Linked DNA regions of Homo sapiens: region 2 is linked to region 1. Evidence: read pairs that join two places in POLR2A ChIA-PET (ENCODE). Cell type or tissue: K562. All regions are shown on one strand.

The links. Peaks named below come from ENCODE experiments on the same cell type or tissue, not always from the same donor. Only the 100,000 strongest peaks of a DNase experiment are listed, where the experiment ranks them.
Region 2: POLR2A ChIA-PET joins it to region 1 with 5 read pairs; 6 of 35 experiments call an interaction of 5 or more read pairs at or near these places.

What each region holds. Positions count from the first base shown.
Region 1 is chr15:74,758,489-74,763,488 of GRCh38, forward strand. No RefSeq gene overlaps it. Among named protein-coding and RNA genes, the nearest start is that of CYP1A2, 12 kb to the left of the region's middle. In K562, no CTCF peak of the experiment used is centred here; a DNase peak (open chromatin) is centred at 1,897; H3K27me3 peaks cover 3,435 bases.
Region 2 is chr15:74,675,947-74,680,946 of GRCh38, forward strand. All of the region lies in intron 1 of EDC3 (enhancer of mRNA decapping 3), which reads right to left. Among named protein-coding and RNA genes, the nearest start is that of EDC3, 18 kb to the right of the region's middle. In K562, no CTCF peak of the experiment used is centred here; no DNase peak of the experiment used is centred here.

The DNA.
Region 1 (5,000 bases):
CTGCACTCTAGCCTGGCAACAGAGTGAGACTCCAGCTTAGAAAAAAAAACCCATCTCTACTAAAACCACAAAAATTAGCCAGGCATGGTGGCAGGTGCCTGTATTCCCAGCTATTCTGGAGGCTGAGGCAGGAGAATCGCTTGAACACCGGAGGCAGAGTTTGCAGTGAGCCGAGATCACGCCATTGCACTCCAGCCTGGGCGACAAGAGCGAAACTTTGTCCCAAAACAAAAAGCAAAACAAAACAAAAAAAACCTCCCGGCAAGCCGCAAGCAGGCATTGCCATACTTTGCCAATCTAAGAATCAGCAGGGCCCAGCTCCCTGAGGTAATTTCAGGACCGATCTGAGGTGGCTCGATGGTCACCATACAGCCACTGCCCCATCTGGCTCACTGTGGTCTGGAGATGGCTTGAGCTTCTCATGCACACCTGGCCAATCTTTAACTGGTTGGCCTAGAGCTCCCCTCTGGCCAGAGCCAAGGTAGGAGGAATTGGAGACTTCGCCCCGCTGCTTGCCATTCCTGCCTCCCACAGCAGGTACGAGGCAGGTGGGACCAGCCTGTTCTATCTTTTCCTGGTAGGCCCTGGACACGCATCATCTCAGGCTATTCTCACAACAACCACAGGAGATGGGTACTGTTATACCAACTTTAGAGATGAGAAGCCTGAGGCTCAGGAAGCATGAGGAGGGCATGTGTGGTGGAGAGATTCAGGACTGCACCATTTGCCCTATACCACCTCCAGGGTCTCTTCCCTACCTGTGTCTCTCCCTGAGTCAGGATTGTGGGACTGGAACAGGAAGCTTGGAAACACTACATGATCAAGGAACGGCATGGAGAGTTAGAAAGAGCTCTTGGCCAGAGGGCTAGGAGTCCTGCACTCAGGTTCCAAGTGTGGGTGACCTTGGGCCAGTCCCACCCCTCACAGGCCTCGACCCCATCTTCAGCCTTCTGTGAGGTCTTCTCCAGCACCATTAGCCTGAAGTTCAGGCCACTAGCAATGACCCCTGCTCTGCCAGCCTCTTGCTTAATAAGGCTGTGGGCAAATCCAGTGAGTGCCTGGCAAATTTCGAAGTGCAGTGTACCCGGTGAGGGGTGATTTTTGGCAAAGATGGTGGAATGAAAGATGGTAGAATGGTGGGAAAAACCTTGAGCTGGGAATCCCACCTCTGCCTGGTAGGGAAAATTAAGAGACTTCTCTAGACCTCCCCACCTGTTCAGTTCAGATCCCCAACTCCCTTTATGTCAAGCATCTACCACCAACCAGATACCAGATCTTTCGTTTATATCTTAGTACAGGTCTTTCTTGTTTGTTTGTTTTTTGTTGTTTTAAAGAGATGAGGGTCTCCCTCTGTCCCTCAGGCTGGAGTACACTGGCGAATCATAGCTCACTGCGGCCTCAAACTCCTGGGGTTCAAGCAATATCCTCCTGCCTCAGTCTCTCAGTCTCCTGCCACCGTGCCGAGCTAGTTCAGCTTCTTTTTTTTTTTTTTGAGATGGAGTCTTGCTCTGTGGCCCAGGCTGGAGTGCAGTGGCGCAATCTTGGCTCACTGCAAGCTCCACCTCCTGGGTTCATGCCATTCTCCTGCCTCAGCCTCCTCAGTAGCTGGGATTACAGGCGCCCACCACCATGCCCGCCTAATTTTTTTGTATTTTTTAGTAGAGACGGGGTTTCACCGGGGACGGTCTCGATCTCCTGACCTCGTGATCCGCCCGCCTCCCAAAGTGCTGGGATTACAGGCGTGAGCCACCGCGCCCAGCCTAGTTTCAGCTTCTTGAGAGAGGGGTTTGATTGGCTCAGCTCATCTTTTTCAGCCAGGCTACACAGGTCAGAGACCACAGTCAGTCAGTGGTTGGGTCCCCTTGGAGCAATGTTTACCCTGGTAAATAGCCACAGGCAACAGAGTGAGGGTCACAGGGTCTAAGCTACCTCAGCAAGGGATCCCTGCACACAAGTCCTGGAAGAAACAATGGCACAGCGGAAAGCTAGCGGAACACACAAAAGCCTCCATTTGTCACTTTTCTGCTCTGCCCACCTCTCCTCACACCCACACTACAAAGAAAATTATCTTTGCTCTCATCTTTTCCCGTGACTCCCAGGTTGAGACCTCCTAACAACAAATTAGAAATAGCTTTAACACACACCCCATTGCAAACCAGCTTACACTGCTCTAACTAAGGTTGGAACACTGGGTCAGGTGGTCTTGCCTGGCTCTTTTTTCCCTAAGGGTGACCTCCCTCCCAGGATTCCACTCAGTCCCTATGCAAATGAACTCAGTCACTGGGGTCTCCCTCACCCAGATCTGCCCAGATAAATCTCAGCCTCTCTCTCTCTTTTTTTTTTTTAGGTGGAGTCTTGCTCTGTCGCCCAGGCTGGAGTGCAGTGGTGCGATCTCGGCTCACTGAAACCTCCGCCTCCTGGATTCAAGAAATTCTCCTGCCTCAGCCTCCCAAGTAGCTGGGACGACAGGCATGTGCCACCATGCCCAGCCAATTTTTTTTTTTTTGAGATGGAGTCGCGCTCTGTCGCCCAGGCTGGAGTGCAGTGGTGCGATCTCAGCTCACTGCAAGCTCTGCCTCCTGGGTTCACACCATTCTCCTGCGTCAGCCTCCTGAGTAGCTGGGACTACAGGCGCCCGCCACCACACCTGGCTAATTTTTTGTATTTTTAGTAGAGACGGGATTTCACCGTGTTAGCCAGGATGGTCTCGATCTCCTGACCTCGTGATCCGCCTGCCTCGGCCTCCCAAAGTGCTGGGATTACAGGCGTGAGCCACCGTGCCCGGCCAATTTTTGTATTTTTATTAGAGTATGGGATTTTACCATGTTGTCCAGGCTGGTCTCGAACTCCTGATCTCAGGTGATCCACCCACCTCGGTCTCCCCAAGTGCTGCAATTATAGGCATGAGCCACCATGCCCAGCCAAATCTCAGTCTTAAAGTAACTTGCCCCCCAAGGAAGGATTTTCCAGTTGACAAAGGAATCTGAGGAGGGTGCAGACTCTCTGAAAGAATGGTAGTGAGTATACCATCTGGGTGGGGGAACCAAGCAGAGGCTGACTAGACCAGGGTTTATGCAGTTCAGCGTCAGTCCATGAGCTTGCCCTATATCTTATCCCTATCACTGGCTCCTGTCCCTGAGAGGGGACTGCCACCAGAGGTAGCCATACCCTGAGCCAAGCTCCCCATTCTTTAGTGATCCCCCTCAAAATTAGTTCTGAGACCCTGCATTCTGTCCACCCCTCTGCCATGACATAACACCAGGTTCACTAGAGTCCTCTGGAGTACAGCTGCGATGGAGCCTCTCAGGCAGTGCAATGGGGCGGAGGGGGGCACTTTTGGGCAAGGAGCCTGCCCGATGCCCATCACCCTGCACTAATAAGGGAAGCAGACTCTGCTCTGCATTGAGGGACCTGCACTCTCCCTGTGGGCCCTGCAGCCCAGCGGGTTTTTCTGGGTTTAAGATAACATAGTGGCATAGGTGATACTCAATAGGTTCCCCCAGGCCTTCACCTCTGTATTTACCCCTCCACCCCAGGCCAGTATTAAGATAATTACAGGGCTTGGGAAAGGGAAAAGAGATGAGACCAGAGGCTGGCTCACAGATCCAGAAGAAAATCCCAGCTCACCCACTAACCTTGGGCCTGTGACATAAACTTTCTGAGTCTAGACTTTCTCATCTCGCAACTGGGGATGATAATCTTATCTTACAGGTTGGGTGGGAGGTTTAATGAGATAATGTGTGTAAAGTGCCAAATTACAGGTCAGGGTACAACACACACACACACACACACACACACACACACACACACACACACACCAGAAATCCTGAGAAAGGTGGACTCAGGGCAAGATGGACCCCCGACACACGTGTGGCATGTGCAGCTGTGCACACACCAGGCCCACACGTGAGCCAGCATTTCCCCAAACCCTGCGCTCTCTCACTGGGGTCTTGCCAGGGCCTGGGCTCAGCCCACTTCCTTCCACTGCTCCCCCCACCCAGAAGCTGGGGAGGGCTGGGGGTGGTAGCGTGCCAGGGAACAATGGGCCCCCAACCCCTTCCCGCCCATTGCGTGAGAAGGAGCTGCCGGAAGGAAACTCACCTCCCAGTGGGACAGGCCGCCGCCCCCCTGACGTCTGCCCCAGGGAAGTCTGGAGACCCCCATGCTGCTCAAGGGGCGGGCCTCTGTGCACTCCAGGCCTGCCACCCTTGGGACATCCTGTTTTCACCACCTGGACTGGCTTCCCCCGCCCCCTCTTTCAGAGAAGATGGTCCCAGACCCTCTCTCTGGGGCTGGGCTGGGTTCCCCACAAGAGTCTAGGGCCCTGTTCTCATTCATCTCTGTGTCCCCCGTGTGTAGCCTGTTCCGGAGTCGTCTCGAGGAATGCTGGCCAACTGCATGAGAGGCTGAGGGAAAGGAGCCAGACTAGGGGTGATCAGGGACCCAGCAGCTGAGCCAGAAAACATGAGAGAGAGAAGGGCCCAGCTCAGAGTGGCCAAAACGCCTGTGCTGCAGATAGGGGTGTGGTCCCAGAAATGCCTCTGGAGAGCACAGGGCATGCTGTTGAGGGCTGGGGGATGCTCTCCCCCCAAATTTTTGGAACACTCAGCTCAGTTTCATTTGTGTAGTGACACTTCCCTTACAGGCCCGCATTCCTCTCTCTCTCTCATACACAATCACACTCATTCCAGGGGTCTCAGCAGCTCCACCATCAGATGGGGGCTCTTAAAGGCAGGGGTCAGGGAGGAGGCCAGGAGCAGATGAGGAGCTGTTCTTGCACCGTGCCTATCCACACTTAGCAGGATAGCTCAGAGGGTCCCCACCAGGCTGGCTGCTGACCAGAAACTCTGGACATCAATTTCCCCAGCTAGAAAATATGAAGAGTTGGGGGGCCTGGCTGAAACTGACCCTGCCCTGGGCCTTGCTGACCTGGGGTGGCCCAGCTGAAAGTGCCAGTGGGCCGGCAGGGGCTGGGAGCAGGCGTGGGCACGCATTTTGAA
Region 2 (5,000 bases), 83 kb before region 1:
TACAGAATATATATCCTTTTCAAGTCTACATAGAATGTTCACGCATATATGCTGGGCCTTAAACAAGTATGAATAAATTTAAAAAGACTGAGATCACATAAAATATATTCTCTACCCACAACAGAATTAAATTTGAAATTGATAAAAATAGATATTTAGAATATTCCCAAATATTTGGAAATTAAGCAAGACATTTCCAAATAACCTATGGGTAAAAGAAGAAATCAAAAGGGCAGTCAGAAAATAGTTCTAACTCAACGATAATGAAAACACAACATCAACTTTTGTATGACATGCTTAATATAGTGCGTAAAAGGGGGAATTTATAACTTTAAGTGCTTGTTAGGAAAGAAAGGTCTAAAATCAATTGTCTAAGCTTCCATCTTAAGTATTAGTAAAAAAAGAACAGATTAACCTGATGTTAATAGAAAGGAAATCAAGAGCAGAAACCAATGAAACAAGAAACAACTAAGAAAAATAAAACAAAAATTAGCTCTTTGAAAATATTAATAAAGTTGGTAAACACCTAATAAAGAAAAAAGATAAAACACATATTATTAATATCAGAAATGAACAAAGAGACATCATAGACATTAAAAAATAACCTTATGCCAGCAAATTTGACAACTAGACAAAATGGGGAACTTCTTAGACAAAAGTTATCAAAACTGACACAAGAAATTAAAAATCTGAGTAGCTGCATGTCTATTTTAAAAACTGAATTTATCAAGAGAATAAGACAAGACACAAATTAGGAGAAAATATTTGTGAAAGACATATTTGATAAAGGTCTGTTATCCATAACATACCAAGAACTCTTAAAACTCAACAATAAGAAAATGAACAACCTGATGAAACAATGAGCAAGAGACCCAAAAGGATACTTCACCAAAGAAGACATGGACACGGCAGGCAAGCATATGAAAAGATGCTCTACATCATATCATCAGGGAATTAATGGAAATTAAAACAACAATAAGATGCCACTACACACCTGTCAGAATGGCCGAAATCCAAAACACTGACAACACCAAATGCTGACGAGGATGTGGAGCAACAAAAACCGTCATTCATTGCTGACAGGAATGCAAAATGATGCAGCCACTTTGAGTATGCATTTTTCTTTTTTTTTTTGAGATGGAGTCTTACTCTGCCGCCCAGGCTGGAGTGCGGTGGCACAATCTCAGCTCACTGCAACCTCCACCTCCCGGGTTCAAGCAATTCTCCTGCCTCAGCCTCCTGAGTAGCTGGGATTACAGGCATGCACCACCACACCTGGCTAATTTTTGTATTTTTAGTAGAGACGGGGTTTCACCATGTTGGTCAGGCTAGTCTTGAACTCCTGACCTCATGATCCACCCGCCTCACCTCCCAAAGTGCTGGGATTACAGGCGTGAGCCACCATGCCCAGCCTTTTTTTTTTTTTTTTTTTTGGAGACTGAGTCTCACTCTATCTTTATCGCCCAGGCTAGAGTGCAGTGGTACAATCTCAGCTCATTGCAGCCTCTGCCTCTTCAATCAATTCTCCTGCCTCAGCCTTCCAAGTAGTTGGGACTACAGACACGTGCCACCACACCCAGCTAATTTTTGTTGTTGTTTTTTTTCTCAGTAGAGGGGTTTCACCATGTTGCCCAGGCTGGTCTCGAACTCCTGACCTCAGGTGATCTGTCTGCCTCGGCCTCCTAAGTGCTAGGTTTATAGGCATGAGCCACTGTGCCTAGCTTGCATATGCATATTAATAAGGTAGTTTCTCACAAAACTAAATATACCATCTGATCCAGCAATCACTCTCCTTGGTATTTACCCAGATGAACTGAAAACTTACATCCACCATAAATCTGCACGTGGATGTTTACAGCAGCTTTATTCAAAATTGCTCAAATTCGGAAGCAATCAAGACATCCTTCAGTAGGTGAATGGATGAATGAACTATGGCACACCCAGACAGTGGAATACTATTCAGCACAAAAAAGAAATGAGCTATCAAGCCATGAAAAGACATGGAGGAAACTGAAAAGCACATTACTAAGTGAAAGAAGCCAATGTGAAAAGGATACATACATACTATATGATTCCAGCTACAAGGTTTTCTGGAAAAGGCAAAACTATGGAGACAGTAAAAGGAGCAGTGGGTGCCAGTGGTTAGTGGGGTGGGGGTGGGAGGTGAACAAGAGAATTTTTAGGGCAGTGAAACTATTCTGTTTGATACTATAATGGTAGATATGTGTCACTTCAAAACCCATAGAATGTACAACACCAAGAGTGAACCCTAATGTTAACTATGGACTCTGGATGACAACGAAGTGTCAGTGTAGGTTCATCAATTGTAACAAACACGACCGTGGTGTGGAATGTTGACAGCAGAGAGGGCTTACTGGGGGACAACAGTGAGATATATGGGAACCCTCTGTATTTTCGGCTCAATTTTTCCCTGAAACTAAAACTGCTCTAAAAAATAAAGTCTATTTAATAGAAAAAACCAAATTGATTATGTAATTTAAAACCTTCCTACAAAGAAAAATCCAGGCCTAGATGGCTTTACTGGCTTTTTCTTTTTAACTAAGTCTGAACTAGACAGCTTTACTCGTTAATTTTATCCAACATTTTAGGAAAAAAATAATGTCAATCTCATACAAACTTTTAGAAAACACAGGGGAATGAGGCTGGATGCAATGGCTCATGCCTGTAATCCCAGCACTTTGGGAGACTGAGGCAGGTGGATCACTTGAGATCAGCAGTTTGTGACCAGCCTGGCCAACATGGTGAAACCCTGCCTCTACTAAAAATACAAAAATTAGCCAGGCATGGTGGCACGTGCCTGTAATCCCAGCTACTCAAGAGGCTGAGGCAGAAGAATCGCTTGAAATGGGGAGGTGGAGGTTGCAGTGAGCTGAGATCACACCATTGCACTACAGCTTGGGCGACAGAGCGAGACTCCGTCTCAGAAAAAAAAAAAAAAAAAGGCTGGGCACAGTGGTTCACACCTGTAATCCCAGCACTTTGGGAGGCTGAGGAGGGTAGATCACTTGAGTTCAGGAGTTCAAGACCAGCCTGGCCAACATGGTGAAACCCCATCTCTACTAAAAATACAAAAAAAAAAATTAGCCAGGTGTGGTGGTACACACCTGTAATCCCAGCTACTCGAGAGGCAGAGGCAGGAGAATGGCTTGAACCCAGGAGGGGAGGTTGCAGTTAGCCAAGATCGCGCCACTGCACTCCAGCCCAGGTGACAAAGCAAGACTCTGTCTCAAAAATAAAAATTAAAAAAAAGAAAGAAGCATTTCCCAATTTGTTCAATGTAGCTAGTATAACTCTGACGTGAAAGCCTCCCCACAAAGGCTTTATAAGAAAAAGATCAACATCCTGCACAAATATAGACCAAAAATCCTCAACAAGATATTAACAAATCAAATCCAGCAATAAATTTTAAAAGTCTAATATATCACATATATTTAGGTCCCTACTCCTAGAATGCAAAATTGGTTTGATATTTTAAAAATCGATCAATTTTAAATCATTTTAACAGAATGAGAAAATCATAAACGTTATCACATCAGTAAATACAGAAATATTATCTTGATACCAAGACCTGACAACAATAAGACAAAAACAAAACTACAGAATACTATCCCCCATGAATGTAAACATAAAATTCCTTATCAAAATATCACCCAACAATTCAACAATAATGATCCAGGCTCAGTGGCTCACACCTGTAATCCCAGCACTTTGAGAGGCCAAGGTGGGAGGATAGCTTGAGGCCAGGAGTTTGAAACCAGCCTGGGCAACACAGTGAGACCTTATTTCTACCAAAAAAAAAAAAAAAAAAAAAAAAACAGGTGTAGTGGTGCATACCAGTAATCTCAGCTACTTGGGAGCCTGAGGCAGGAAGGGAGCTTGGGCCCATGAGTCAGTGGATGGAGTGAGCTATGATCACACCACTGCACTCCAGCCTGGGCAACAAAGCAAGACACCATCTCTAAAATAAAAGTAAAAAACAAAACAATAAACATAAAGAATTATACACCACACCCAGCCAGGTGTGGTGGCTCACGCCTGTAATCCCAGCACTTTGGGAGGCCAAGGTGGGCGGATCACGAGGTCAGGAGATCAAGACCATCTTAGCTAACATGGTGAAACCCTGTCTCTACTAAAAATACAAAAAATTAGCCAGGCGTGGTGGCGTGCTCCTGAGTCCCAGCTACTCGAGAGGCTGAGGCAGGAGAATGATGGGAACCCAGGAGGAGGAACTTGCAGTGAGCCACAATCACACCACTGCACTCCAGCCTGGGTGACAGAGCGAGACTCCATCTCAAAAAAAAAAAAAAAAAAAAAAAAGATTTATACACCACACCCAGGTGGAGTTTATTCCAAGGATGCAATGCTGACTCAAGATCAGAAAGCCAATCAATGTAATCTACCATATTAACAGGCTAAATAAGAAAAACACATGTTCATAGCAACTGACACAGAAATGCATTTGACAAAATCGAACACCCATTCATTCTTTTTTTAAAAAGCCTCTCAGAAAAATGGGAATAGAGAGGAACTTCATCAATCTGGTAAAGGGATCTAAAAAGTCCCTACAGCTAACATTATACTAAATGGTGAAAGACTGAATGCTTTCCCTATAAGAACATGAACAAGGCAAAGATATCCACTATTACTCAACACAGCTCTAGAAGTTCTCGCAATAAAGCAAGAAACAGATAAAAAAAGTATACAGTTTGTAAAGGAAAAAACAAAACTATCCCCATTTGCAGATGACATAACTGTCTATGTAGAAATTCCCCGTAATCTACAAAAAGTCTTAGAACAAGTGAGTTCAGCAAGATTGTGGGATACAAGATAAACATACAAAAGCCAATCTTATTTCAGTATATTAGCAATGAACACATGGGCAATGAAATTTAAAATACAATACCATTTACAATTGCTCAAAAAATAAAGTACTAGGTGTAAATCTAAAAAAAAAGGGTACAGGATTTGTATACTGAAAA